Linked DNA regions of Homo sapiens: region 1 is linked to region 2. Evidence: read pairs that join two places in POLR2A ChIA-PET (ENCODE). Cell type or tissue: PC-9. All regions are shown on one strand. Links, peaks and the distances in the headings refer to the core of each region. The heading gives the core; the rest is flanking DNA.

Region 1 (12,420 bases), core at 1,876-9,875, 120 kb before region 2:
CCGGAGTGCACTGGTGCAATCTCGGCTCACTGCAACCTCCAACGCCCGGGTTCAAGCAATTCTCCTGCCTTAGCCTCCCAAGTAGCTGGGATTACAGGCGCCCGCCACCACACCTGGCCAATTTCTGTATTTTTAGTAGAGACGGGGTTTCACCATGTTGGCCAGGCCAAAAGTAGTATGTTCCTTCGTGGTATCTGATATGCATATCAGAAAGAGTTCTGTACTTCACTGGTGTCTAGAGCACCTAGTCTCCAGATCAAAGTACACGTTCCATGCAGGGCCACAAGACAATTTACTGAGAGGCAGGAAAAAAACACACTTTTTAAAAAATTATTATTTTATATTTTAAAAAAAGGCCAAGTGCAGTGGCTCACACCTGTAATCCCCGCATTTTGGGAGGCCAAGGCAGACAGATCACCTGAGGTCAGGAGTTCAAGACCAGCCTGGCCAACATGGTAAAACCCCGTCTCTACAAAAAATACAAAAATTAGCCGGGTGTGGTGGTGGGCACCTGTAATCCCAGCTACTCAGGAGGCTGAGGTAGGAGAATCACTTGAACCCAGGAGGTGGAGGTTGCAGTGAGCCAAGATCACACCATTGCACTCCAGCCTCTGAGTGACACAGCAAGACTCTGGGTCAAAATTTTAAAAATCTGCGGAATTATTCAGGCAAAAATCAAGCCAAAAAAAAAAAAAGGAGAAGGAGAAGAAGGAGGAGGAGGAGAAGGAGGAGAAGAAAAAGGAGAAGAAGAAGAAGGAGAAAAAGAAAACAAAACAAAATTAAACTGTCTAAACCTGTCCACAGGAAAATGCTGTGTGACAAACTCACCTGGCTCAGCCTCATGTCCATCAGAGTGTTCCTCGCTTGGCCAATCTTCCTCATGTCCAGCTCACCTGTGCCAGGTGTCATCAGTCCTGGCGTCATTCCACCTGGGTATGGAGTGTTTAGTCCACCTGGATAGGGTGTGTTAAGACCTCCAAATTGCTGGAGGGGAAGAGAGGAAAGGCAAGAATAAAACAACGGTTTGCACTGCATGCCCAAGAAATTTACTCTCTGAAATACTTCCCCAGTGGCCTGACATATGCACAGCTGTGCAGACAGACTCGGCCACAGCATAGCCATGACCTGCAGAAGCATTGAATCCAACACCACCCACCATTCCTGCCACTGATCTAACAGGACTAAATGGGCCACATGTGCCCTTTTTTGGAAGCTCACAGTTTGTCGGGGATCCACTGAGGTATGGTTCTCTCCGGTCTGTAAATGTTTGGCAAAGAAACTGTCAGGAACAGGGGTCAGCTTCTCATAGCGTGGGTTCCGCTGACGTTTATTTCTGGCATCGCCAACCTCGGGGATGCTCAGCCACTCTTCTTCTGTGACTTCTGCCAACTTCCTCTGGAAATATCCAGCCCCCAAAAACATTAATTCTCTGACAGAATTTCATGTGCCCAGGTAGGACCATGCCCTCTCTCACCCCTAGCCTCCAGATCACCAAGCTTTAGAAGGGATTTGGATGCAGCAACTGTTTTTTACTTTTGTTTTGAGATGGGTCTCATTCTGTTGCCCAGGCTGGATTCAGTGGCACAATCACAGCTCACTGCAGCCTCAACCTCCCAGGCTCAAGTGATCCTCCCACTTCAGCTTCTCAAGTTGCTGGGACCACAAGCGTGGGCCACCATGCCTGGCTAAGTTTTTATTTTTTGTAAAGACAGGTTCTCCCCAAGGCTGGTCTCAAACTCCTGGGCTCAAGTGATCCTCCCACCTCAGCCTCCCAAAGTGCTGAGATTACAGATGTGAGCCACTGTACCCAGCCCCAAAAATAGTTTTCTACTTCACTTAGAAAAATCAATTTAGGCCGGGCACGGTGGCTCATGCCTGTTAATCCCAGCACTTTGGGAGGCCAAAGCGGGCAGATCACCTGAGGTCGGGAGTTCGAGACCAGCCTGACCAACATGGAGAAACCCCATCTCTACTAAAAATACAAAATTAGCCGGGCATGGTGGCACATGCCTGTAATCCCAGCTACTAGGGAGGCTGAGGCAGGAGAATCGTTTGAACCTGGGAGGCGGAGGTTGCGGTGAGCTGAGATCGCGTCATTGCACTCCAGCCTGGGCAACAAGAGCCAAACTCCGTCTCAAAAAAAAAAAAAAAAGAAAAAGAAAAGAAAAATCAATTTATTGGATCTGTTCAACTTCACTAAAATGTAAATTATTCTCTCAAAGCCCAGGGGACACAGTTTAGAAAATCTTACGTATAAATGGGGCCAGACGTGGTGGCTCACGCCTGTAATCCCAGCCCTTTGGGAGGCTGAGGTGGGCAGATCACTAGAGTTCAGGAGTTTGAGACCAGCCTGGTACACATGGCGAAATCCTGTCTTTACTAAAAATACAAAAATTAGCTGGGTATGGTGGCAGGCACCTGTAATCCCAGCTACTTAGGAGGCTGAGGCACAAGAATTGCTTGAACCTAGGAGGTGAAGGTTGCAGTGAGCTGAGACCACGCCACTGCACTCCAGCCAGGGCAACAGAGCCAGACTGCCTCCAAAAAAAAAAAGAAAAAAGAAAAAAGAAAATCTTAGGTATAAATGGAGTCAAAATTACAAAGAAAATAAGTTCATTTGTCCTACCTTTTACAGTAGGGGAAGGGTTTTTTTTTACACACATATAATTAAACATACTGAAGCAAACACTTTCTTCTTCTAAGCAATGACCCCCTAAATTAAAAACGTAAAGTCTCATAAATTCCACGTAAGAGCAGTCTGAGTCTCTGCGGGTTAGGGTGAGAGCGTTAGAAACCGCACACCATTCACCGCTTCATCGGCTCACCTTGAGGTCTGAGAACTGCTGTTGGATTTTGGGGCGTTCCATACGATATTTCTCTATTTCTTCTTTCTCCCTTTGCTCCCTAGGAAATAAAACATGCACACATCAGAAACACTGCATGTCTGTTCTGAAGCAAATTTATTATCCATCTCAATTAAATCACCAAAAAGAACAATTCCATACTCTTAGTAGCTAAATCAAATATATATATATATATATACATATACACACACACACACACACACACACACACACACACACATTTTTTTTTTTGAGATGGAGTCTTGCTCTGTCACCCAGGCTAAAGTGCAGTGGCGCAATCTCAGCTCACTGCAACCTCCACCTCCTGGGTTTAAGTGATTTTCCTGCCTCAGCCTCCCAAGTAGCTGGGATTACAGGTGCTCGCCACCACTCCCAGCTAATTTTTGTGTTTTTAGTAGAGACGGGGTTTCACCATCCTGGCCAGGCTGTTCTCGAACTCCTGACCTTGTGATCTACCCACCTTGGCCTCCCAAAGTGCTGGGATTACAGGTGTGAGCCACCGCACCCAGCCCAAATCAAATATATTTTAAGGTAACTATGAATACATTCTTAGCTGGGCATGGTAGCACACACCTGTAATCACAGCTACTTGGGAGGCTGAGGCAGAATCATTTGAACCCAGGAGGCAGAGGGTGCAGTGAGCCAAGATCGCACCACTGCACTCCAGCCTGGGCAACACAGAGAGACTCTGCCTCTAAATAAATAAATATAAATACATTCGTAAGTCTACTAATTCAATTATCCACCAAATAAAAACATGTAGAAATTCATTAAAATAAAAAAAAAAGATCTTACTTTGATCTAAATACCTCCATTTGGACATGTGTATATTTACTGCTTGAAAATTCACAAAATCCCAAAGGTAGGACCATCCCATAAACACCTAAGAAGGCCAGGCGTGGTGGCTTACACCTGTAATCCCAACGCTTTGGGAGGCCGAGGTGGGCAGATCACCTGAGGTCAGGAGTTCAAGCCTGGCCAATGTGGTAAAACCCCATCTATACTAAAAATATGAAAATTAGCCAGGCGTGGTGGCGCATGCCTGTTATCCCAGCTACTCAGGAGGCTGAGGTAGGAGAATTGCTTGAACCTGGGAGGTGGAAGTTGCAGGGAGCCAAGATCATGCCATTGCACTCCAGCCTGGGTGACAAGAGTGAAACTTCGTCTCAAAAAAATAAAAATAAAAATAAAAATTAGCTGGGCATGGTGGTGGGCACCTGTAATCCCCAGCTACCTGGGAGACTGAGGCAGGAGAATCATCTGAATCCAGGAAGTGGAGGTTGCAGTGAGCCAATCTAGCCTGGGCGACAGAGCGAGACCTTGTCGCAAAACAAAACAAAACAAAACAAAACAAAAAAACACCTACAAGGAAAAACAGTAACTATCCTAGTTACCACCAAACACTCCAAACACTCTACTGAACTCATCCCACCTTTCCTTCCTTGCTTCCTTCTCTTCCAAGTAAATAGTTCACCTCTAACCAACTCAGCTCAGCTGCACAGCTCTATGTGCCAGAACATAACCCATGTAATTGCACTTCGGTGTTGAGACTACATGTGAGGATATGGTATTCACAGTACTGTTCTTCCTACTTGTTTGTATTACGACAGTTTTCAGAATAAAAAGTTTTAATAAGTACACTACTTTTTTTTTTTTCTTTGAGACAGTCTCACTCTGTCACCAGGCTGGAATGCAGTGGTGCGATCTCAGCTCACTGCAACCTCCGCCTCCTGGGTTTAAGTGATTCTCGTGCCTCAGCCTCCTGAGTAGCTGGGATTACAGGCATGCACCACCACACCCAGCTAATTTTTGTATTGTTAGTAGAGACGGGGTTTCACCATGTTGGCCAGGATGGTCTCGATCTCCTGACCTCATGATCTGCCCGCCTCGGCCTCCCAAAGTGCTGGGATTATAGGTGTGAGCCACCGTGCTCGGCCAAGTACACTACTTTTTAAAAACATTTAATTTAATGGCTTTCTTCATGGGTCCGTGTCACCTGCTGTTTTTTGTTTTGTTTTTGTTTTAGAGACACGGCCTTGGTCTGTTGCCCAGGCTGGAGCACAGTGGCATAAGCATAGCTCACTGTAGCCTCTAATTCCTAGGCTCAAGCGATGCTCCTGCCTCAGCCTTGGGAATGTAGCTGGAACTACGGGCATGTGCAACTGGCTAATTTTAATTTTGTTTTTGTAGAGACAGGGTTTCACCATGTTGCCCAGGCTGGTCTCGAACTCCTAGACTCAAGTGGTCCTCCTGCCTTGGCCTCCCAAGGTACTAGGATTACACATGTAAGCCACTGCACCCAGCCTGATGTTTTTTAAAATGCATTAACCCTGGAGGTTCCAATCAATTTTTAAAATGTAGGGCTGAGTGTAGTAACTCATGCCTGTAATCCTAGCACTTTGGGAGGCCAAGGTTAGGGGAGGCAGGTGGATCACTTGAGGCCAGGAGTTCAAGACCAGCCTGGGCAACATAGACAAAAATTAGCTGGGTGTGAGCCTGGCGTGGTGGCTCAAGCCTGTAATCCCAGCACCTTGGGAGGCCAAGGCAGGCAGATCACAAGGGCAGGAGTTCAAGACCAGCCTGGCTAACATTGGTGAAACCCCGTCTCTACTAAAAATACCCATCTCTACAAAAATCAGCCGGGCGTGGCGGTGCATGCCTGTAATCCCAGCCACTTGGGAGGCTGAGGCAGGAGAATCACTTGAACCCTGGAGGCGGAGGTTGCAGTAAGCCGAGGTTGCGCCATTGCACTCCAGCCTGGGCAATAGAGTGAGACTCCATCTCAAAAAAAAAAAAAGAAAAAAGAAAAATTAGCTGGGTGTGGTAGCACGTGCTTGTAATCCCAGCTACCTGGGAGGCTGAAGCAGGAGAATCGCTTGAGCCAGGAATTGAAGGTTACAGGGAGCTATAATCAAGCCACCGCGCTCCACCCTGGGTGACAGAGTAAGATCCTGTATCCAAAAAAAAAAAAAAGTGAAATGCAATGCCATTCACGTTTAATTACTATAGGTATAAAATTTATGCACAATGATTTAATAACGAGCTTCTAAAAAGATGTCCAGGCCAGGCACATTGACTTATGTCTGTAATCCCAGCACTCTGGGAGGCCAAAGGATATGGTTTACATCTGTGTCCCCATGAAATCTCATGCTGAATTATAATTCCCAATGTTTGAGGTGGGGCCTGGTGGGAGGCCACTTGAGTCTTGAGGGCAGACCCCTGATGGCCTGGTGCTGTCCTCGAGGCAGCAAGTTTACATCACGTAAGATCTGGTTGTTTAAAGTGTGTGGCAAGACTGGGCACGGTGGCTCATACCTGTAATTCCAACACTTTGGGAGGCTGAGGCGGGTGGATCACTTGGGGTCAGGAGTTCAAGACCGGCCTGGCCAACATGGTAAAACCCTGTCTCTACTAAAAACACAAAAATTAGCCAGGTGTGGTGGCGCGTGCCTATAATCCCGGCTACTTGGGAGGCTGAGGCAGAAGAATCACTTGAGCCTGGGAGACTCAAAAAAATAAAAAATAAATAAAATTCCAGAAGAACTATATTTTACTATTCTAAAATTATCTTCAAAAAATAAAACATTCTACATACATCACAGGAAGTTATGATTACATGTATAAAAAGCAACAGAGCTGGGCGCAGTGGCTCACGTCTGTAATCCCAGCACTTTGGGAGGCCGAGGTGGATGGAGCACAAGGCCAGGAGTTTGAGACCATCCTGGCCAACATGGTGAAACCCCGTCTCTACTAAAATACAAAAACTAGCCAGGCGTGGTGGCAGGCACCTGTAATCCCAGCTACTTGGGAGGCTGAGGCAGGAGAATTGCTTGAACCCGGGAGGCAGAGGTTGCAGTGAGCCAAGATAAAAAAAAGCAACAGAAAGAGGAAATGAGCCAAAATGTTAACTGTTACTTTCTAGACTTATGAATAAATGTTATGCTTTTACCCATACTTACTCTTATTTTCCTAATATTCTATAATGAGAACTTTTTATTTTTTTCCTTTTTGAGACAGTCTCTGTGGCCCAGGCTGGAGTGCAGTAGCGCACTCTTGGCTCACGGGAGCGAGCCACCACACCTGGCTTCCGTTCGTTGCCTGTGCTTGTGGGGTATTACTCAAGAAATCTTTGCCTAGTCCAATGTCCTGTAGAGTTTCTCCAATGTTTTCTTCTAGTAGTTTCAGCTTGAGGTCTTAAAGTCTTTTAATTTGATTTTTGTATGTGGTGACAGAGAGGGGTCTAGTTTCATTCTTCTGTATATAGATATCCAGTTTTCCCAGCACCGTTTATTGAAGAGATTGTCTTTTCCCCAATAAATATTCCTGGTACATTTGTCAAGAATGAGTTCACTGTAGAGGTACCTATTTGTTTCTGGGTCCATTCTGTTCCATTGGTCTATGTGTCTGTTTTTCTGCCAGTACTATGCTGTTTTTGTTACTACAGCTCTGTAGTATAATTTGAAGTCAAGTGTTCCCCCAGTTTTGTTCCTTTTGCTCAGGATAGCTTTGCCTATTCTGGGTCTTTTTTGGCTCCATGTACATTTTAGAATTATTTTTTCTTTTTCTTTTTTTTTTTTTGAGACGGAGTCTCACTCTGTTGCCCAGGCCGGAGTGCAATGGCACGATCTCAGCTGACTGCAACCTCTGCCTTCCAGGTTCAAGTGATTCTCCTGCCTCAGCCTCCCAAGTAGCTGGGATTACAGGCACCTGTCACCATGCCCAACTAATTTTTGTATTTTTAGTAGAGATGGGGTTTAGCCAGGCTGGTCTCGAACTGCTGACCTCAAGTGATCCACCTGCCTCAGCCTCCCAAAGTGTTGGGATTACAGGCATGAGCCACTGCACCTGGCTATTTTTTCACTATCTGTTAATAATGTCCCCAGTATTTTGATACGGATTGCATTGAATCTGTAAATTACTTTGGGTAGTATGGATATTTTCTTTTATTTTAAGATGGAGTCTCACTCTGTTACCCAGGCTGGAGTGCAGTGGTGCAATCTCAGCTCACTGCAACCTCGACCTCCTGGGTTCAAGCGATTCTCCTGCCTCAGCCTCCCAACTAGCTGGGACTACAGGCGTGCACCCCCACACCCGGCTAATTTTTGTTTTTTGGTTTTTTTTTTTTTTGAGACAGAGTCTTGCCCCGTCACTCAGGCTGGAGTGCAGTGGTGCAATCTCAGCTCACTACAACATTTGCCTCCTAGGTTCAAGCAATTCTCTTGCCTCAGCCTCCTGAGTAGCTGGGATTACAGACGTGTGCCACTACACCCAGCTAATTTTTGTATTTTTAGTAGAGACAGGGTTTCACTATGTTGGTCAGCCTGGTCTCAAACTCCTGACCTCAAGTGATCCACCCACCTCACTCTCCCAAGGTGCTGGGATTACAGGCGTGAGTCCCAGCGCCTGGCAACTTTTGTAATTTTTTTAGTAGAGACAGGGTTTCACCACGTTGGTCAGGCTGGTCTCGAACTCCTGACCTCCAGTCATCCACCTGCCTCGGCCTCCCAAAGTGCTGGGATTACAGGCGTGAGCCACCGTGCCCGGCCATTTTTGTATTCTTAATAGTGACAGGGTTTCTCTTTGTTGGCCAGGCTGGTCTCAAACTCCTGACCTCAGGTGATCCACCCACCCTCAGCCTCCCAAAGTGCTGGGATTACAGGTGTGAGCCACCACACCTGGGGGCATAGCCTGCAACTTTAATCAATTTGTCAGTTCCAATAGTGTTTTGGTAGAGTCTTTAGGGTTTTCTAAATATAAGATCATATCATCTGCAAACAAGGATAATTTAACTTCTTCTTTTCCAATCTGGATGCCCTTTTATTTATTTCTCTGGTCCGACTGCTCTAGCTAGGACTTCCAGTACAATGTTGAATCACAGTGGTGAAAGTGGGCATCCTTGTTGCGTTCCAGTTTTTCCCCATTCAGTATGATACGAGCTGTGGGCCTACCATATGTGGCTTTTTTTTTTCTTTGCGACACAGTCTCATTGTGTTGCCCAGGCTGGAGTGCAGTGGCACAATCTCAGCTCACTGTAACCTCCACCTCCTGAGTAGCTGAAATTATAGGCCTGAGCCACCACACCCAACTAATCTTTGGATTTTTAGTAGAGACAGGGTTTTACCATGTTGGTCAGGATGGTCTCAAACTCCTGACCTCAAATGATCTGCCTGCCTGGGCCTCCCAAAGGGCTGTGATTACAGGCGTGAACCACCCCATCCAGCTGTATATAGCTTTTATTGTGTTATGCTCCCCCCCCCTTTTTTTTTTTTTTTTTTTTGAGACAGGGTCTCGCTCTGTGGCCCAGGCTGAAGTGTGGTGGTATGATCTCAGCTCACTGCAACCTCTGCCTCCTGGGCTCAAGTAATTCTCCCATCTCAGCCTCCTGAGTAGCTAGGACTACAGGTGTGTGCCACGAAGCCTGGCTAATTTTTGTATTTTTTTGTAAAGAAAAGGTATTACCCTCTTGCCTAGGCTGGTCTCAAACTCCTGAGATCAAGCAGTCCTCCCGCCTCAGCCTCCCAAAGTGCTGGGATTACAGACGTGAGCCACCACACCCAGCCTGAGGTATGTTTCTTCTATATGCAGTTTTTTGAGAGTTTTTATCATCAAGGAATGTTGAATCTTATCAAATGCATTTTCAGAATCAATTAAAATGATTAGGCCGGGCGCAGTGGCTCACGCCTGTAATCCCAGCACTTTGGGAGGCCGAGGCAGGTGGATCATGAGGTCAGGAGATCAAGACCATCCTGGCTAACACAGTGAAATCCCGTCTCTACTAAAAATACAAAAAATTAGCCAGGCGTGGTGGCGGGCAACTGTAGTCCCAGCTACTCAGGAGGCTGAGGCAGGAGAATCACTTGAACCCAGGAGGTGGAGGTTGCAGTGAGCTGAGATTGCGCCACTGCACTCCAGCCTGGGCAACAGAGCGAGACTCCGTCTCAAAAAAAAAAAAAAAAAGATCATATGGTTTTTGTCCTTCATTCTGTTGATATGATGTATAACACTGATTAATTTGCATATGTTGAACCACCCTTGCACTTGTATCCCCTGGGCAAAATGCCACTTGGTCATGATGAACGATCTTTTTTTTTTTTTTTTTTTGAGATGGAGTCTTGCTCTTGTCTCCCAGGCTAGAGTGCAGTGTTGTGACCTCGGCTCACTGCAACCTCCACCTCCCGAGTTCAAGCGATTCTCTTGCCTCAGCCTCCCAAGTAGCTGGGATTATAGGCGTACACCACCCACCATGCCCGGCTAATTTTTGTATTTTTAGTAGAGACTGGGTTTCACTAGGTTGGCCAGACTGGTCTTGAACTCCTGACCTCAGATGACCCATCATCCGCCCACCTCGGCCTCCCAAAGTGCTAGAATTACAGGCGTGATCCACTGCGCCCAGCCGATGAACCATCTTTCTAATGTGTTGTTGAATATGGTTTGCTAGTATTCTGCTGATTTCTGCATCAGTGTTCATCAGGGATACTGACCTAACATTTTCTTTTTTCAGTGTGTCTTTGTCTGGTTTTGGTATCAGGGTAATACTGGTTCTGTAGAATAAGTTTGGAAGTATTCCCTCCTCTATTTTTCAGAATAGTCTGAGTAGAATTGGTATTAGTTCTTCTTCAAATATTTGGTAAAATTCAGCAATGAAGCAATCAGATCCTGAGATGTTCTCTGCTAGGACACTTTCTGTTACAGCTTTGATCTCATTACCTTTTATTGGTCTGTTCAGGTTTGGGATTTCTTCATGGTTCAATCTTGGTAGCTTGTATGTGTCATTTAACATCTTTAATTCATTTGCAAATTACTCAACATATAATAATCAAGTCAGTAGGCCCTTTTCATTTCAAAGATGGTAACCCTGATGTATCGTAAAAGTAATCCACAAAATTCTGCTGATTTCTGGAAAAACTTAAGAGTTCTTAAGCTCTCCACTGCAGCCCCCAGGCCCTAAGGCTGTTCTGTAACAGCCCAGTGCTTATCCAGGCATGGCTACGACAGACCAAGACCCTCAGGTGGCCTAAAAGCTAAGCAGACACACATACTCTATTGCAACTTTTCTCCAAATATAAAACAATTCAAAACAAAACTTTTTTTTTTTTTTGAGACAGGGTCTCACTATGCCAACCAGGCTGGAATGATCATGGCTCACTGCAGTTTCTACCTCCTGGGCTTAAACGGTCCTTCCACCTCAGCCACCCAAGTAGCTGGGACTACAGGTGTGTACCATCTGGCTAATTTTTAAATTATTTGTAGAGATTAAGTCTCCCTACGTTGCCCACACTGGTCTCAAACCCCTGGGCTCTAGCTATCGTCCTACCTCAGCCTCTCAAAGTGCTAGGATTACACACGTGAGCCACTGCGCCTGGCCACAAAACTTTTTTTTAAACTTGGATAAATATTGTGAAAGGCAACAATTTCTTTTACCGTCTTTCTTTTCTTCTTTCATCCATCCTTTTATCCAGGGCTGCATAGATAGCATCTGCTTCCTCATCATCTTTCTCGTAGGGTCCACTTGAGAAGAGGCTCCCAGCATAGCCATTAAACTGAGAAGCAAACAACACGTGTAGAGGTCAGCTTTTCCTTCAACACCATCCCCACCAGCGAAACGGAGATCTCTACTTGTGAAATACTTGCTAAATTATTTTCTTCAGCCAACGAAGCCAAATCAAGGGACAGTCTACCATATAACTGGTGACTACTCTTCAAGCGTCAAGGGCATGGAAGACAGAGGAGACCCCCAATTGGAAGGGACCAAGGAGACATGACGAAATGCAATGGGGGATCCTGGACTAAGCCTAAGCCAGAAAGCGGACATTCATGGAAAAACATGAAATGCAAATACGACTGACAAATTAGTTAATAGTACTGTGTCAATGTTAACTCCTTCGTTTCAATAACTGCACTAAGGTCATGTAACATCGGGAGAAGCTTGGTGAAAGACATGCAGAAACTTTTTTTTGGGGGGGCACTATTTTTGCAAATTCCTGCAAATTTAAAATTATTTCAAAACTAATTTTTTTTTTTTTTCTGAGACAGAGTCTCGCACTCTCGCCAAGGCTGGAGTGCAGTGGCGCAATCTTGGCTCACCGCAACCTCCGCCTCCCGGGTTCACAGCATTCTTCTGCCTCAGCCTCCCGAGTAGCTGGGACTACAGGCACATGCCACCATGCCCGGCTAATTTTTGTGTAGTTTTAGTAGAGACGGGGTTTCACCATGTTAAACAGGATGGTCTCGATATCCTGGCCTCATGATCCGCCCACCTCGGCCTCCAAAAGTGCCAGGATTATAGGTGTGAGCTACCGCACCTGGCCTCAAAACTAAAATTATTTTTAAAAATTTTCCTCAGAGGAAAAATGTCATCTGTTAGAAGACAGTTAATCGGTATTCAGTCAGCTGAAGTTTTTCTTTAGATGTCTGTTTAGAGGGCAATCACTAAAGCTAAAAAAAGCAAATACTATCACCAATTCCACTTTAAGTTTTTATCATTAAAGACTGGCAGCCAGGCGCAGTGGCTCACGCCTGTAATCCCAACACTTTGGGAAGCCGAAGCGTGCGGACA
Region 2 (15,774 bases), core at 5,627-13,626:
ACCCAACAGCACTGGCAGCCAACCCTCCCTGAAGAACACAGCAACGGCAGAAAAGCAGCCAACGGGGATGGACGAACCTCCCAGGCAAGGGTCTGCACACAGACTGGTCGGGGCCATGATGGATGGCCACATCCCTGAGCCAGTGCATCTGAGCCCTGATCTCCAGGCAGGCTTCCTGTAGCACCTCCAACACCTCACCTCACTCCTGGCCAGGTCTCAGGGCAGCAGAGTCAGGGTTGCGTCTCACCTCATGTCTCCAAGCTTCCTGCTGATGGCAGAGCCCACTGTGGACAGGGCAGCTGAAGTCTTCTGTCCTGCCTGTGAAAGAGTTTCCTGAGTCTTCTTGTAGCTGGAAGACACACCAGTTAAATCAACCAGACAGCATGGGCGGGTCACCACCCACAGCCAAGCAAACAAAGCACTGGGAGCACGCCCGAGGAAAACTGAGGAAAGGAGCTGGGCCAAGGGGTGGACACTCGCCAGGTGTCTACAGAGGGGGTGCAGGCCCAGAGCCCCTCGGCCCCCAGAGGCCCCTGCGGCGAGGAGCCGCCTGTGCATTGCTCGCTCACTGAGCTCTCGGCGACCCTGCCGAGTCTCGGCCCCCCAGCCCTGCAATGACGCTGCTTTCTCATCTCACAACCCAATTTCACCCCCTTGCCTGATACCCACTAAGCTCGCTTTCCTGTCTTCTCACAGCCCCTCTGACTACAGAGAACACGCCCCATTTGCCTGCTAGAGCGGACGGGCCCCCTGAGGTGCACGCCTGGCAGGCAGTGCCAGAGCAGAAAGGCCTCTCAGTGCCCTGACCGGCCCATGCGTGCAAGTTTCCCTTTCCTCTTCCCAAATGAGACTGTGCTGAGGGGAGAAAATGCAAGCTCAACCACGTCTGTGGGGAACGAGCGTCACAGAGTGGCCATGCAGCCCGCAAGGTGCCCCTGCTCCAGACGGCGGGGCCCCGTGTGCCTTCAGAACATCGGACAGTTCCATTCCCAGGCCTCTTTTCACAGTGCAAGGGTCTGTCCTGGCCCCTAGTGAAGGCCCCGCTTCTATCCCCTCCAGCTCCCTCCAGTGTCCACCCACATGGGTACATCCCATCAAAGCAAAGCTCTAGGGCCTTGGCGTCTGCAGGACAGGCAAAGGGCAGCAGGCAGGATGCTGTGGCTGCAGGGATACTGTTGGGCCCACCATGACAGTCAACACCTGAAGTCGCTGGCCCTCATCCAGCTGCCACCATAAACACAAAACACAGCAGACTCTGACATAACAAAGTCCAAAATGCGAACCCACAGCCACCTTATCACGGCTCCTCCCTCAGTGAAGCCAGGGAACTCGAGGCTGAATGGAGATGGGCTCCCAGGACCATCTTGGCGTTACCAGTGCCAACCTGGAGAGCTGGCAAACCCAGCCAAGCCCTGAGTGGCATCTGGGATGACTGGCGCCAGAGAAGGCACAGGCTCCTCCTGCTCCCACTGGCGGCACCAGGTCCCAATGATGGGCCTTCCGGAGCCCTTACTCACAGGCCCTCCCACCACTCCCTGCAGAAGGCCCGTGTGAGCTGAGTGCTACTACTCTCCAGCCCCCAAACAGTTGACAAGAGTGTGTGACCCACCAAGTGTGCCCTGGCAGCGCATCCCAGCGCAGCTCTCTCATGCCCGCCCCCGGCCCAAGGCCTACCAGAGGATGCACTTTCTTTCTTTTTTTTTTTTTTGAGACAAAGTCTCGCTCTGTCACTCAGGCTGGGGGGCAGTGGTGCAATTTCAGCTCACTACAACCTCCGCCTCCGGGTTCAAGAGATTCTCCTGCCTCAGCGTCCCAAGTAGCTGGGATTACAGGCACCCACCACCACGCCCTGCTAAATTTGTCTTTTTAGTACAGATAGCGTTTCACCATGTTGGCCAGGCTGGTCTTGAACTCCTGACCTCAGGTGATCCACCCGCCTCGGCCTCCCGCAGTGCTGGGATGACAGGTGTGAGCCACTGCGCCCAGCCCGCTCGGATGACAGGTGTGAGCCACCGTGCTCAGCCCAGAGGATGCACTTTCCCATCCAGGCTCCGTGCAGCTGGAATCATGGCTGTTTTTAAATTTTTTCTTCTTTTATTAATAAAACACCAGTTATAAGTAACTAATGACCTGCTATATTTAGTTTCAAAAACACAAATTCTTTTTTTTTTTTTTTTGAGACAGAGTCTTGCTCTGTAGCCCAGGCTGGAGTGCAGCAGCACCATCTCGGCTCACTGCAAGCTCTGCCTCACGGGTGCACGCCATTCTCCTGCCTCAGCCTCCCGAGTAGCTGGGACTACAGGCGCCCGCCACCACATCCGGCTAATTTTTTTGTATTTTTGGTACAGACGGAGTTTCACCGTGTTAGCCAGGATGGTCTCGATCTCCTGACCTCGTGATCCGCCTGCCTCAGCCTCCAAAAGTGTTGGGATTACAGGTGTGAGCCACCGTGCCCAGCCCAAAAATACAAATTCTGAAGACATCTTTAACCTTGATTTTCCCTGAAATAACAAATGCATAAAACCATGTGAACATTCTGTGGTTCGCTGAAGCAAAGTCACCTGCAGCAGAGGATTCTAAAGCGCTCACAGCACCTGCATTTGTGCCTAAAGAGTGGGGATGGGGAAGCTGCACCTGCATTTGTGCCCTAAGAGTGGGGATGGGGAAGCTGCACCTGCATTTGTGCCTAAAGAGTGGGGATGGGGAAGCTGCACCTGCATTTGTGCCCTAAGAGTGGGGATGGGGAAGCTGCACCTGCATTTGTGCCTAAAGAGTGGGGATGGGGAAGCTGCACCTGCATTTGTGCCCTAAGAGTGGGGATGGGGAAGCTGCACCTGCATTTGTGCCCTAAGAGTGGGGATGGGGAAGCTGCACCTGCATTTGTGCCTAAAGAGTGGGGATGGGGAAGCTGCACCTGCATTTGTGCCCTAAGAGTGGGGATGGGAAAGCTGCACCTGCATTTGTGCCTAAAGAGTGGGGATGGGGAAGCTGCACCTGCATTTGTGCCTAAAGAGTGGGGATGGGGAAGCTGCACCTGCATTTGTGCCCTAAGAGTGGGGATGGGGAAGCTGCACCTGCATTTGTGCCTAAAGAGTGGGGATGGGGAAGCTGCACCTGCATTTGTGCCTAAAGAGTGGGGATGGGGAAGCTGCACCTGCATTTGTGCCCTAAGAGTGGGGATGGGGAAGCTGCACCTGCATTTGTGCCCTAAGAGTGGGGATGGGGAAGCTGCACCTGCATTTGTGCCCTAAGAGTGGGGATGGGAAAGCTGCACCTGCATTTGTGCCCTAAGAGTGGGGATGGGAAAGCTGCACCTGCATTTGTGCCTAAAGAGTGGGGATGGGGAAGCTGCACCTGCATTTGTGCCCTAAGAGTGGGGATGGGGAAGCTGCACCTGCATTTGTGCCCTAAGAGTGGGGATGGGGAAGCTACACCTGCATTTGTGCCTAAAGAGTGGGCATGGGGAAGCTACACCTGCATTTGTGCCCTAAGAGTGGGGATGGGGAAACCGAAGTTGGAGAGAAAACAACCGCCTGTGCCCGGCCTTCAGAATGAGATGTGGGGTCCTGAGCGTGACCTGTGGGTGGGTAAGTACCACCCACACAAGGAGGATCGGAATGAGATGCGGGTCCTGAGCGTGACCTGTGGGTGGGTAAATGCCACCCACACAAGGAGGAGGGTCCTGAGGGTTCCTGGCCACTGACCACTGGCCACTGACACCCGGTGCCACTGTGATCAGTCCCTGCTGTGCCATAAACCACACTCAAGCCCCTGGGGGCCCCACAGCCCTCAGCATTGCTCGGGTGTGGAAATGAGGGGGTCACAAGGGAACCTCCTCTAGAAACAGGAACCTCCAAACTGGGATGGCCCTGGAAACAATGGGCATCACCTGCATAGCCTGAGGCCACCACCAGCGCCTCCCTGGCCTTCTCTTCCTACAGCAGGTCCCTGCCCAACAGCTGTGGCTCTGACCTCTCCCTTCCCCTTCTCAGTCCCATCCTGGGCCTCCAAGGTGGCGGCAGCAGCTGTGAGGCCCCCTTCCAAGGCTCACAGCGCTGCAGGCCTGTTCTGAGAGCGTCAAACACACAGGCACACACATTCCTCAGTGGACCAGAAGGCTGGGTTGTTATTACTCCATGACAGATGGGGAAGCTGAGCCCGGGAGGAAGGGGCAGGGGTCAGAGCCAGCATCTGCACCCAATAACTAGCTTCAGCTCTCCTTGAGAGCACCGGGCCGGGCAACCCCAGCCAGCACCCATTTGGGAGTTCCTAAGACCTTCTAGGAAGAGAGCCCTGGACAGACAGCGGTTTCGTCCCACTGCCAGTGAGCTGTCCCCTGGGCAGCACAGGGCATCTGGGGGACATCCTTGCACTCCCCCTCTCCTGAGTCTGTCTCTGGGGGCTGCCCCCACTCCCACTCAGGATGGACAAGTGATCCAGGCCTGGCCAGAGCACACCACCTCCAAGGCCGCAGCCATTAGTCCAGGGAGACCCATATGGGGCCACACTGTTGGGCTGCAGCAGTGGGGGCAGGGACTTCTCTGCCTGGTGAGTGCTCCCACCTCCCTGTTTGGTTGATGCTACCTTGAGTCGTGCTTTCTGTCACCTGCAACCAAAACAACTCCAAGTGAACCAGCTCATAACTGCAGGATCTATATGATGCCCCTCTCAGCACTGAGGTTTTTAGTTACCTCTGCCTATAAATAGAATGCAACAGGCAATTGTTTCACCACTCGCAGAACACAGCTGCTCTCGCATTCAGACATGACCCACTGAGAATGTGGCCGCATTGCAGCCTCATGGGGCCAGGCACCAGTGCTATCCTCCACCCACCGGCCACGTTCTCCTTCCCGTCCATCCTCCAGGGCGCCAATAGCTGAAAGGATCTACAAACACGTGGGTCAGGATGCAGGGAGCTTTTACTGCCTTCCCCTGCAGAGCTCTGGGCAGTGGAGGTACATCTACAGCCCATCTCCTGAAGCTGACTAGGAGAGGCACCAGCCAGGAAGAGCACGCGCCATGGCCACATCCTCAGGCCCCACCTCCCAAGCCGCATCCCTTCCGTCTGGGCCGTCCCGGCAGAAACCACCGCCCTCGGCCTCGGCCGTCCCGGCAGAAACCATCGCCCTCGGCCTGGGCCTTCCCACCAGAAACCATCGCCCTCGGCCTGGGCCGTCCCGGCAGAAACCATCGCCCTCGGCCTGGGCCTTCCCGGCAGAAACGCTTCCACTCTGGAACCGTCAGTTGACAGCTCTCGCCACAGAACTCAGGGGAATGGCCTCGGCCAGGTGATGCACTGGCCATATGCTTCCATGCTGAGCCACAGGTTTCTCCAGAGGGGTCGGGACGCTGAGTGTTGTAATAAGCTCTCTAAAACACTATTTATTTGAAATAGGATCCCGGCAGCTTTATGTCAGTTGGTTTTACAAAACAGCACTGAAGTCTCCTAAGACTATTTTCAGACTGAGTCTGCACTGTGCGTCCGCCTGATGCCCAAACTGCAAGGATGACCGTCACTGTCCCAACCTAGGAACCATCTGCTGCCCAGCAAAGTCACTGTTCAACAGCCCGAGACACAGCCCACCAGGGTCCCTAGAACACCCTGCTCAAGCCGGGTGCAGTGGGTCACGCCTGTCATCCCAGCACTTTGGGAGGCCGAGATGGGCGGATCACGAGGTCAGGAGATCGAAACCATCCTGGCTAACACCATGAAACCCTGTCTCTACTAAAAATACAAAAAATTAGCCGGGCGTGGTGGTGGGCGCCTGTAGTCCCAGCACTTTGGGAGGCTGAGGCAGGCGGATCACGAGGTCAGGAGATTGAGACCATCCTGGCTGACATGGTGAAATCCTGTCTCTACTAAAAATAGAAAAAATTAGCCGGGCGTGGTGGCGGGCGCCTGTAGTCCCAGCTACTGGGGAGGCTGAGGCAGGAGAATGGTGTGAACCCGGGAGGCGGAGCTTGCAGTGAGCCCAGATGGCGCCACTGCACTCCAGCCTGGGAGACAGAACGAGACGTTGTCTCAAAAAAAAAACCAAACAAACAAAAAAAACCCAGGGCAACATGCCATGAACCACCCGGGTCCCCAGAGCACCCAGATGTACAGCTGGCTGCTGTAGCCATGCCCACAAACCGCCCGGGTCCCTGGAATACCCAGGGCAACATGCCGTGAACCGCCCGGGTCCCCAGAGCACCCAGATGTACAGCTGGCTGCTGTAGCCATGCCCACGAACCACCCGGGTCCCTGGAATACCCGGGGCAACATGCCGAGAACCGCCCGGGGTTCCTGACACCAGCCTCCCACCGTGACACCAGACGCAAAGGCTCCATGTGCACGCAGTGCCAGCCTGGTCCCCCAGGACCTTCAAGACAAGCTCGGCAGCAACTGCTTCCTTTCAGACCAACATGGGAGGACTTTCTGCCCATGTTCTGTGGCAACGATTACAGCGCTTCCTTCTAAATAACAGATGAAAAAATCCCACAGAGACTATTTAAAAATATTCCCCTCCTCAGTTTAAAGACGTTATAATCAGATCAGAGCACAAGTAAATGAAGTGCTATTATCTAGTTTAAGGATCTCCAAATATTAGGAGTCACTCTGAACAACACCACTGACACACACATACAAAACTATCCACACTTGATCCACACTGGCTGATGCTCTGACAATGCAGTGCCTCCCAGATCGTGAGGATTTCAAATTTCCACCAGCATATCCTACACCATGCCCTCCACTCAAGAACTACCCCTAAAGGAGGAAAGGAATTCTGAGAACCCAACAGCTGGAGCTAAGCAGGGAAAAGGGTTAGGGTTAGAACAAACAAAAATTCGCCACCAACAAACCCAGGCCAAGTGGTGTTGTCCAGCTTGTGCACTGCCGGAAGCCAAGGAGCTCTATTAGTTAGAGATACAGCCAGGACCAGTGCAGGCCTCTTACATAAGGGACGCATATCAGGCAGAGGGGAGTTTTAAGTGTGGTCAGGTGGCTGAGTGAGTTTCTCTCAGCTACTATTCCCTGTTCCACAAAAGTTTAAAGGATAGTTTACCTGAGAGAAGAAAAGTTATAGGAAGAAAAAATAGCCAGCAAATACCAAAACAAGCTTTGTGCCAAGTGTGCACAGCCCCCTTCCCCGACTGAGTGTCAGGAGGCGGAGAGGAGGAAGGAGGAGGTGCTGATGATACAGGCACTCACAGGTCTGACTGGGTCACTTTCTCATTCCACTCTCCAAGTTTCTCAGAAGTTTTCACATAGCTAAAAACAGAAAGTCTACAGTGAATTATTTAGAAGAACAATTTTAACTCAGGCATCAAACTGCAGGTGAAGTTCCAGGGAAGACAGAGAGGGACCAGCTGGCAGGAACATCAACTCCACAGACGGCCCAAAAATGGGGTCCACTGCCTCAACCAGGCCCTGTGCAGGCCCCAGGCCGCCAGGTGAGCTGTGGGTATAGCGGAACTGATGTTCCCTTTTCTGTCACCTGGCAGTAGCCCCTGGTCTCTCGCTAGGAGATTCTTGGGCAACAGCACTGCTGTGGGGGACTGGAAGGGCACAGCCCACAGCTCCAAAACACCCTTGGGATTCAAAACTTACGATGTCCTAGGACAAAAACATGGGCCTCTCATATGTGAGATTTATGAAATGTGACCTGTTCTGTCTTTGTATAGGAACATGTCTTCTGGGAAACATTCCACAGCCACCCCAACCTTGAAGGGTATGTTTCAGAGAAGCCACGTGGACAGGGCCAAGTGAGAAAGCAGCACTCCCCAAATTCAGAGCTGAGCGACATCTGGGACAGGTGTCCCAGGGTTATAGGACCACGTCGTCATGTAGGACCACGTCGTCATCGGGGAGGGTCAGAGTCCCTAGGGTTGTGGGACCATATGGTCCTATATATAAATATATATATATATATATTTTTTTTTTTTGAGACAGAGTCTTGCTCTGTCACCCAGGCTGGAGGGCAGTGGCATAATTTTGGCTCACTGCAACCTCCGCCTCCCGGGTTAAAGAGATTCTCCTGCCTCAGCCTCCCTAGTAGCCGAGATCACAGGTGCGCACCACCACGCCCAGCTAAATTTTTTTATTTTTTAGTAGAGACAGGGTTTCTCCATGTTGGTCAGGCTAGTCTTGAACTCCTAACCTCAAGTGATACACCCGCCTCAGCCTCCCAAAGTGCTGGGATTGTAGGCATGAGCCACCATGCCCGGCCCATATGGCCATATCTGGGTCAGAGGCTGTGACCATGCCACACCCACAACAAGGACCACAGAAAAACCGCTCTTGCCAAGGACCTGATCAGTGCTCTCTCAAGTCTGGACCCTGAAACAGTCTTCCTATCATTTTCCACCAGGACAACTAGCCAGTGTGTCTGCCTTTTTAGAACACGTATATAAGCCGGATGTGGTGGCTCACACGTGTAATCCCAAGCATTTTAGGAGGCCAAAACAAGAGGATTGCTTGAGCCCAGAAATTTGAGACCAGCCTAGGTAGCAAAGCAAGACCCTGTCTCTATAAAACGTGAAAAAATTAGCCAGGCATGGTGGCGCACGCCTGTCATCCCAGCTACGAGGGGGGTTGAGTTGGGAGGATTGCTTGAACCCAGGAGGTTGAGGTTGCAGTGAATCATGATTGCGCCACTGCACTCCAGCCTGGGTGACAGAGCGAAACCATCTCAAAAAAGAATAATAATAAAAAAAAAAAAAAGGCCAGCGTGGTGGCCAGCACTTTGGGAGGCTGAGGTGGGTGGATCACAAGGTCAGGAGTTCAAGACCAGCCTGGCCAACATGGTGAAACCCCATCTCTACTAAAAACACACACACACACACACACACACACACAAAAAAAAAAATCAGCCGGGCGCGGTGGGAGGCGCCTGTAATCCCAGCTACTTGGGAGGCTGAGGCAGGAGAATCGCTTGAACCCGGGGGGCAGAGGTTGCAGCGAGCTAAGATCACGCCACTACACTCCAGCCTGGGCGACAGAGTGAGACTCTGTCTCAAAAAAAATAATAATAAAGTACACAAAAACTTAAAAATAAATAAAACACATGTAGACACCAAGCTTTTTGAACAAACAAGGCACAGTCGCTGGGCCAAGGGCTCAGAGCCTCTCTCTGGATCCTTCCAAACAGGCCACTCAACTCCACGGCTGCAACTCGTCCCTGGGCATGACGACGCCCCCCCACATGCCGGGGCACGTGTGGTGCCCGTTCTCTTCAGCCCCCAGGGGTGCGCCTGGGGCAGGTACCTACGCGCTAGAGACCTGCACGTCATGCCAGCTCCTGGACAGGTTCTGTTTCAGCTCCCCCAGGGTGGAGAGGCCCAGCCTCCTCTTGAGCTCTCCACAGTGCCTCTCCTTGGCTGCCAGGACCTGGCGCAGAGTGACAATTTCCTCTTCCACCTGCAAAGCATGCAGTTGACATGATGAGCCATCACTACTGCAGGAAGTGACTAACATCCTCATGCACAGTGCCATGAGTTACACAAGAACTTTCCGCTTACCAAAGCATTAACTCGTCCTAGGAATAACAGCATCTACAGCAGACATCTGATTTTTGGGTTTTGGTTTTTTTTTTTTTTTGAGATGGAGTTTCGCTCGTCGCCCAGGCTGGAGTGCAATGGCACGACCTCGGCTCACCGCAACCTCTGCCTTTCAGATTCAAGTGATTCTCCTGCCTCAGCCTCCCAAGTAGCTGGGATTACAGGCGTGTGCCACCCTGCCCGGCTAATTTTGTATTTTTAGTAGAGATGGGGTTTCACCATGTTGGTCAGGCTCGTCTCAAACTCCCAACCTCAGGTGATCCTCCCACCTCAGCCTCCCAAAGTGCTGGGATTACAGGCGTGAGCCACCGCGCCCAGCCAGCAGACATTTGTTTTTATCTGGTACTAGGAACTTGACTCCAGGGAACTATCCCATGCCCCACAACTAAATGGTTCTGGGAGAGCTACCAATCACCATGTCCATTTGTGGTCATGAGGAATGGCCCAGGATGACCATGCCAGGTTTGTCCGAGCTCTTTACTAGGACTGGGCATGGTATTAAAAAGGTGAAGACCGGCCGGGCGCAGTGGCGCATGCCTGTAATCCCAGCACTCTGGGAGGCCAAGGCGGGCGGATCACGAGGTCAGGAGATCGAGACCATCCTGGCTAACACAGTTAACACAGCGAAACCCTGTCTCTACTAAAAAATACAAAAAATTAGCCAGGCACGGTGGCGGGCACCTGTAGTCCCAGCTACTCGGGAGGCTGAGGCAGGAGAATGGTGTGAATCCAGGAGGCAGAGCTTGCGGGTGAGCCAAGATTGTGCCACTGCACTCCAGCCTGGGTGACAGAGCGAGACTCCATCTCAAACAAAACAAAACAACAACAACAAAAAAATGGTGAAGACCCTGGCCGGGCACAGTGGCTCACGCCTGTAATCCCAGCACTTTGTGAGGCCAAGGCAGGCAGATTATCTGAGGTCAGGAGTTTGAGACCAGCCTGGCCAACATGACAAAACCCCGTCTCTACTAAAAATACAAAAATTAGCCAGGTATGGTGGTGCACGCCTGTAACCCCAGCTACTCGGGAGGCTGAGGCAGGAAAACTGTTTGAACCCAGGAGACAGAGGTTGCAGTGAGCCGAGATCATGCCACTGCACTCCAGCCTAGGTGACAGACCGAGACTGTTTCAAAAACAAACAAACAAACAAAAAACAGTGAGGATCCTTTTCCCTCAGGGCTCTCAGTCTGGGCTTGGACAATAGAAGCTGGAACTGTTGGCAGCCGGGCACCGTCTGCACTCATAGAATTCCATATGCAGAGAGGAGGAGGCAGATGGACAGTGACACAGGTGACAGAAAAAAACACCCTTAAGAAAACACTTGTGTTCCTGAGGTCAGTTCCAAACCTTGGCAAGAGTCAGTTACACGAACCAAAAGGTAAATTATCTTTTGTGCTTAACGTAGTTAGAACTGAGCAACAGAAAGATTCCTGATCATGAAGACTTGAACTTTCTCAGGTCTTTAAAAAAAAAAAAAAAAAAAAAGAACATGACCTCTGAAAGGGGCATCATTCAAAGCTTTACCACTTTAGAATGAGTTCTCAGTATCTTCAGCTCATATATGACTAGCTTCTCTTTAAAAATTCTCTTTCTTGGCCGGGTACGATAGCTCATGCCTGTAATCCCAGCACTTTGGGAGGCCGAGGCGGGCAGATCACCTGAGGTCAGGAGTCCGAGACCAGCCTGACCAATATGATGAAAGGCCGTCTCTACCAAAAATACAAAAATTAGCCAGGCGTGGTGGCATGCACCTGTAACCCCAGGTACTCGGGAGGCTGAGACAGGAGAATCACTTGAACCTGGGAGGCAGAGGCTGCAGTGAGCCAAGATCGCACCATTCCACTCCAGCCTGGGCAACAAGAGCAAAAAGTCTCAAAAAAAAAAAAAAACTCTTTCTTGCGTGTAATCCCAGCACTATGGGAGGCTGAGGCAGGCAGATTACCTGAGGTCTGGAGTTCGAGACCAACCTGGCCAACGTGGTGAAACTCCGTCTCTACTAAAAATACAAAAATTAGCCAGGCATGGTGCTGTGCGCCTGTAATCCCAGCTACTCGGGAGGCTGAGGCAAGAGAATCACTTCAACTCAGGAGGTGGAGGCTGCAGTGAGCCCAGATCACGCCACTGCACTCCAGCCTGGGCGACAGAGTGAGACTCCGTCCTTAAAAAAAAAAAAATTCTCTTTCTTGGCTGGGTACAGCGGCTCGCATTTGTAATCCTAGCACTTCGGGAGGCTGAGCCAGGTGGAGCTCTTGAGACTCGGAGTTCGGGACCAGCCTGGCCAACATGGTGAAACTCTGTCTCTACTAAAAATACAAAAATTAGCCAGGTGTGGTGGCAGGCGTCTGTAATCCCACCTACTTGGGAGGCTGAGGCATGAAAATCACTTGAACCAGGGAGGCAGAGGCTCCAGTGAGCTGAGATCACGCCACTGCACTCTAGCCTGGGCGACAGAGCAAGACTCTGTCTCAAGAAAAACAACAAAAAAAAGCAATACAGAACTTCACCTTGTAGGGGCCGGGCACAGTGGCTCACACCTGTAATCCCAGCACTCTGGGAGGCCAAGGTGGGTGGATCACAAGATCAGGAGTTTGAGATCAGCCTGGCCAACATGGTGAAACTCTGTCTCTACTAAAAATACGAAAATTAGATGGGCAGGGAGGCACGCGCCTGTAATCCCAGATATTCGGGAGGCTGAGGCAGGAGAATCGCTTGAACCTGGGAGGCGGAGATTGCAGCGAGCCGAGATCACACCATTGCACTCCAGCCTGGGCGACAGGGCGAGACTCTGTCTCCAAAAAAAAAAAACAAACCCCATCTCGACTAAAAACACAAAAAAATTAGCCGGGCGTGGTGGTGGGCGCCTGTAGTCCCAGCTACTCAGGAGGCTGAGGCAGGAGAATGGCGTGAACCCGGGTGTTGGAGGTTGCAGTGAGCCGAGATTGCGCCACTGCACTCCAGCCTGGGCGGCAGAGACTCCGACTCAAAAAAAAAAAAAAAAAAAAAAAAACTTCACCTTATTGTAATTCAACTCTGAAAAAAACCTTGTGGATTTAGTTTCTAAACTCACATATTCTGAAGTTAAATGGAAAGCAAAGTGTCCTTGGACTTCCTGCTACTCTCCTTTAATCTTCTAGGCTAGAAATAGCTGTGTGATGTCCTCAGGATCTGAAACCTGGTCCTCAGACTCAGCGGCACAACCAACCTTACTCAGACCTAGGCCTGGACCCAGATTCTGGAATTAAACCACATCACAGGGTGAAAAGAAAACTCTTGGCAGTTGGTTTGACTAAAAATTATGGTTGGAGGCTTTTGTTCTTAATTCCTACATTACTCTTAAGGGACTCTCACTTAAAGAAGATCACATAAATACTTTTTAGAAAAGAAGTTTTTGTTTTGTTTTTGAGACAGGGTCTCGCCCTGTCACCCAGGCTGCTGTGCAGGATGCAATCACAGCTCACTGAAGCCTTGACCTCCTGGCCTCAAGCAATCCTCTCACCTCAGCCTCCTGAGTAGCTGGGACTACAGGCACATGCCACCACACCTGGCTAATTTTTGGGGGTAGAGACAAGGTCTCACTGTGTTGCCCAGGCTGCTCTCAAACTCCTGGGCTCAAGTGATCTTCCCACCTTACCACCCTGTCCTCCTAAGGCGCTGGAATTACAGGCATGAGCCACTGCATCCAGCCAAAATAAATATGTTTAAAAGAAAACTTAAGATCCAGGACAAGAAAGATTCATGGGGTCTTAAAAATGATTATCAAGTGTTAATTCCAACAGAGACACTCCCAGCAGATGGCTGCTCAGAGGCGGTTCATGTGTGAACACTCCTCAGGGAGCACTTAGGAAGGGCCAGGCACAGAGGTATGGGAAGGGAGTCATGCCCTGTCTCCACTGCCAGGTGGCTCTGAGTCCAGTGCATGGAGCTGGGCACATACAAAGAGAACCCCGTTATCAGTCGGAACACAGAGCAGGGTAGGTGACCACCCAGGGCAATTCCTCCCGAGCGTGGCCAGTACCCTGGCCTCTCACTAATCCAAGAGGGCCTTAACTCCAATTCACCCCAGGACAGACAGCCAAGCCACAGCACCTTGGTAAGCTCAGCCCTGAGCTCCTCCTCCTCAGCCTCTGTCAGACCCTCAACAGCAGGAGTCCGGGCAGCCACACCTGTGTCGACAGGAACATCCGTCATGGAGTCAGACAGCAGACCTTTGTTAGGAGAATTCAGGTTGATATCTGCCAGAGACAAAATGAGGCCACAAAGTGTCAAATAAGTTAGTTCCAAGTAAATACGGTAGAGGTCTCTAGCAGGACAAAAGCACAGGTGGGAGTGGGTGAGACCCTGGAGACTAACACCTCTTCTCTGAAAGGTCTGTGAGGACAGCATGGGCAGTAGACGAGGGCAGCCACACCTCAGACCACCTGAGCTGAAAAGCCAATGCCACTTGTGCTGCTTCAGGGCACGACAAATGCCGGCCCAAGGCAGGCAAACCCGAATTCTGGCTTCCCAGTGAGAATACTATCGTCAGAGGCAGGAAACCCTTGCTACAGAGAAAGCAGCTCAATCTAACAGACCTTCCACCTTTTTTTTTTGATGGAGTCTCACTCTGCCTCCCAAGCTGGAGTGCAATGGTGCGATCTCAGCTCACTGCAACCTCCGTCTCCCGGGTTCAAGTGATTCTCCTGTCTCAGCCTTCGAGTAGCTGGGATTACAGGCGCACGCCACCACGCTGGCTATTTTTGTATTTTCAGTAGAGACGGGGTTTCGTCATGTCGGCCAGGCTGGTCTCCAATTCCCGACCTCGGGTGATCCGCCCGCCTTGGCCTCCCAAAGTGTTGGGATTACAGGTGTGAGCCACCATACCCTGACAAATTTCCACTTTTTTTAAAAAAAGGAACCTAATATGGTTAATATACACAATAAGCATCACTTTCCTCTCAACACATCTGACAGAGCACATGCTAAAATTACGTACTAGGAGCACATGCTGCTCATTCAGCTCCTTCAGGGAGGCAGCAAAACAAAATTCCCTTTACTTACCTCCCGATTCTCATCCCACTGCCAGAAGGCCGCCAGCAGGCAGAGAGGTGCAGAGCGGTGTGCTGCCACCACACACCTCAACTACACCCAGATCACATTCAAATTCCTGCAGCCACTGTTTTTTCTTCATGTCAAATGCATCTTCCTGACTACCCTAAAAGTCTACAAGATTTCACATAAAGAAAAACAGTCTATTTCGATTCTCTCCAAATCCAAGCACATGACTATTGTAACACTTTCCCTGTTGACCAAAACATTCTGAAAAGAAACAGGCTTACTGCCAGGCGCAGTGGCTCATGCCTATAATCCCAGCACTTTTGGAGGCCGAGGCAGGTGGATCACATGAGGTCAGGAGTTCGAGACCAGCTTGACCAAAATGGTGAAACCCCGTCTCTACTAAAAATACAAAATTAGTTAGCGTGGTGGCACGCGCCTGTAGTTCCCAGCTACTTGGGAGGCTGAGGCAGGAGAATCACTTGAACCCGGGAGATTACAGGCGTTGAGCCACCACGCGCGGCCAAAAAAAAATTCTTTAAAAAAAAAAAGAAAAACTGGTCGGGCGGGGTGGCTCATGCCGGTAATCCCAGCACTTTGGGAGGCTGAGGCGGGCGGATCACCTGAGGTCAGGAGTTCAAGACCAGCCTGGCCAATATGGTGAAACCCCGTCTCTTTTTTTTGAGACTGTCTCAAAAAAAAAAAACAAAAGAAAAGAAAAAGAAAAAAAAACTATGCCTTTTAAAAGACAACACAAAGACACCAGATTAAATGCACTTAACAAAGATACTCTTCTTAAAAGCTGGCTGCATCTCACTCCCTTCAAATGTCCCATAGGACTGGAGCCGTGTGCACTTCCTTGGCGCTCCACAAACGCTTACTAAACGAAGCGTATCCACTTTTTTATCCACTGATTCTCTTTTTTTTTTTTTTAGACGAGTCTTACTCTGTCACCCAGGCTGGAGTGCAGTGGCACGATCTCCGCTCACTGCAACCTCCACCTCCTGGGTTCAATCGATTCTCCTGCCTCAGCCTCCCAAGTAGCTGGGACTACAGGAGCACACCACCATGCCCGGTTAATTTTTTTATTTTTAGTAGAGACGGGGTTTTGGCACGTTGGTTAGGCTGGTCTCAAACTCCTGACCTCAAGTGATCCACTGGCCTCGGCCTCCCAATGTGTTAGAATTACAGGCGTAAGCCACC

Evidence for each region. ChIA-PET counts read pairs that join two places held together with the same protein. Peaks named below come from ENCODE experiments on the same cell type or tissue, not always from the same donor. Only the 100,000 strongest peaks of a DNase experiment are listed, where the experiment ranks them.
Region 1: POLR2A ChIA-PET joins it to region 2 with 14 read pairs; 24 of 35 experiments call an interaction of 5 or more read pairs at or near these places.

What each region holds. Positions count from the first base shown.
Region 1 is chr20:63,983,891-63,996,310 of GRCh38, reverse strand. PRPF6 (pre-mRNA processing factor 6) reads right to left here. Exons shown (of 21, transcript NM_012469.4): 3 at 11,286-11,404; 4 at 2,826-2,904; 5 at 1,219-1,395; 6 at 829-984. Among named protein-coding and RNA genes, the nearest start is that of PRPF6, 9.0 kb to the right of the region's middle. In PC-9, for the core only: no CTCF peak of the experiment used is centred there; no DNase peak of the experiment used is centred there.
Region 2 is chr20:63,867,294-63,883,067 of GRCh38, reverse strand. It overlaps TPD52L2 (TPD52 like 2), which reads right to left. Exons shown (of 7, transcript NM_003288.4): 2 at 13,627-13,772; 3 at 9,252-9,400; 4 at 7,193-7,252; 5 at 248-349. Among named protein-coding and RNA genes, the nearest start is that of TPD52L2, 9.9 kb to the right of the region's middle. RefSeq lists enhancers at 1,258-1,427, 1,969-2,138, 4,730-4,899. In PC-9, for the core only: no CTCF peak of the experiment used is centred there; a DNase peak (open chromatin) is centred at 9,457; H3K27ac peaks cover 410 bases.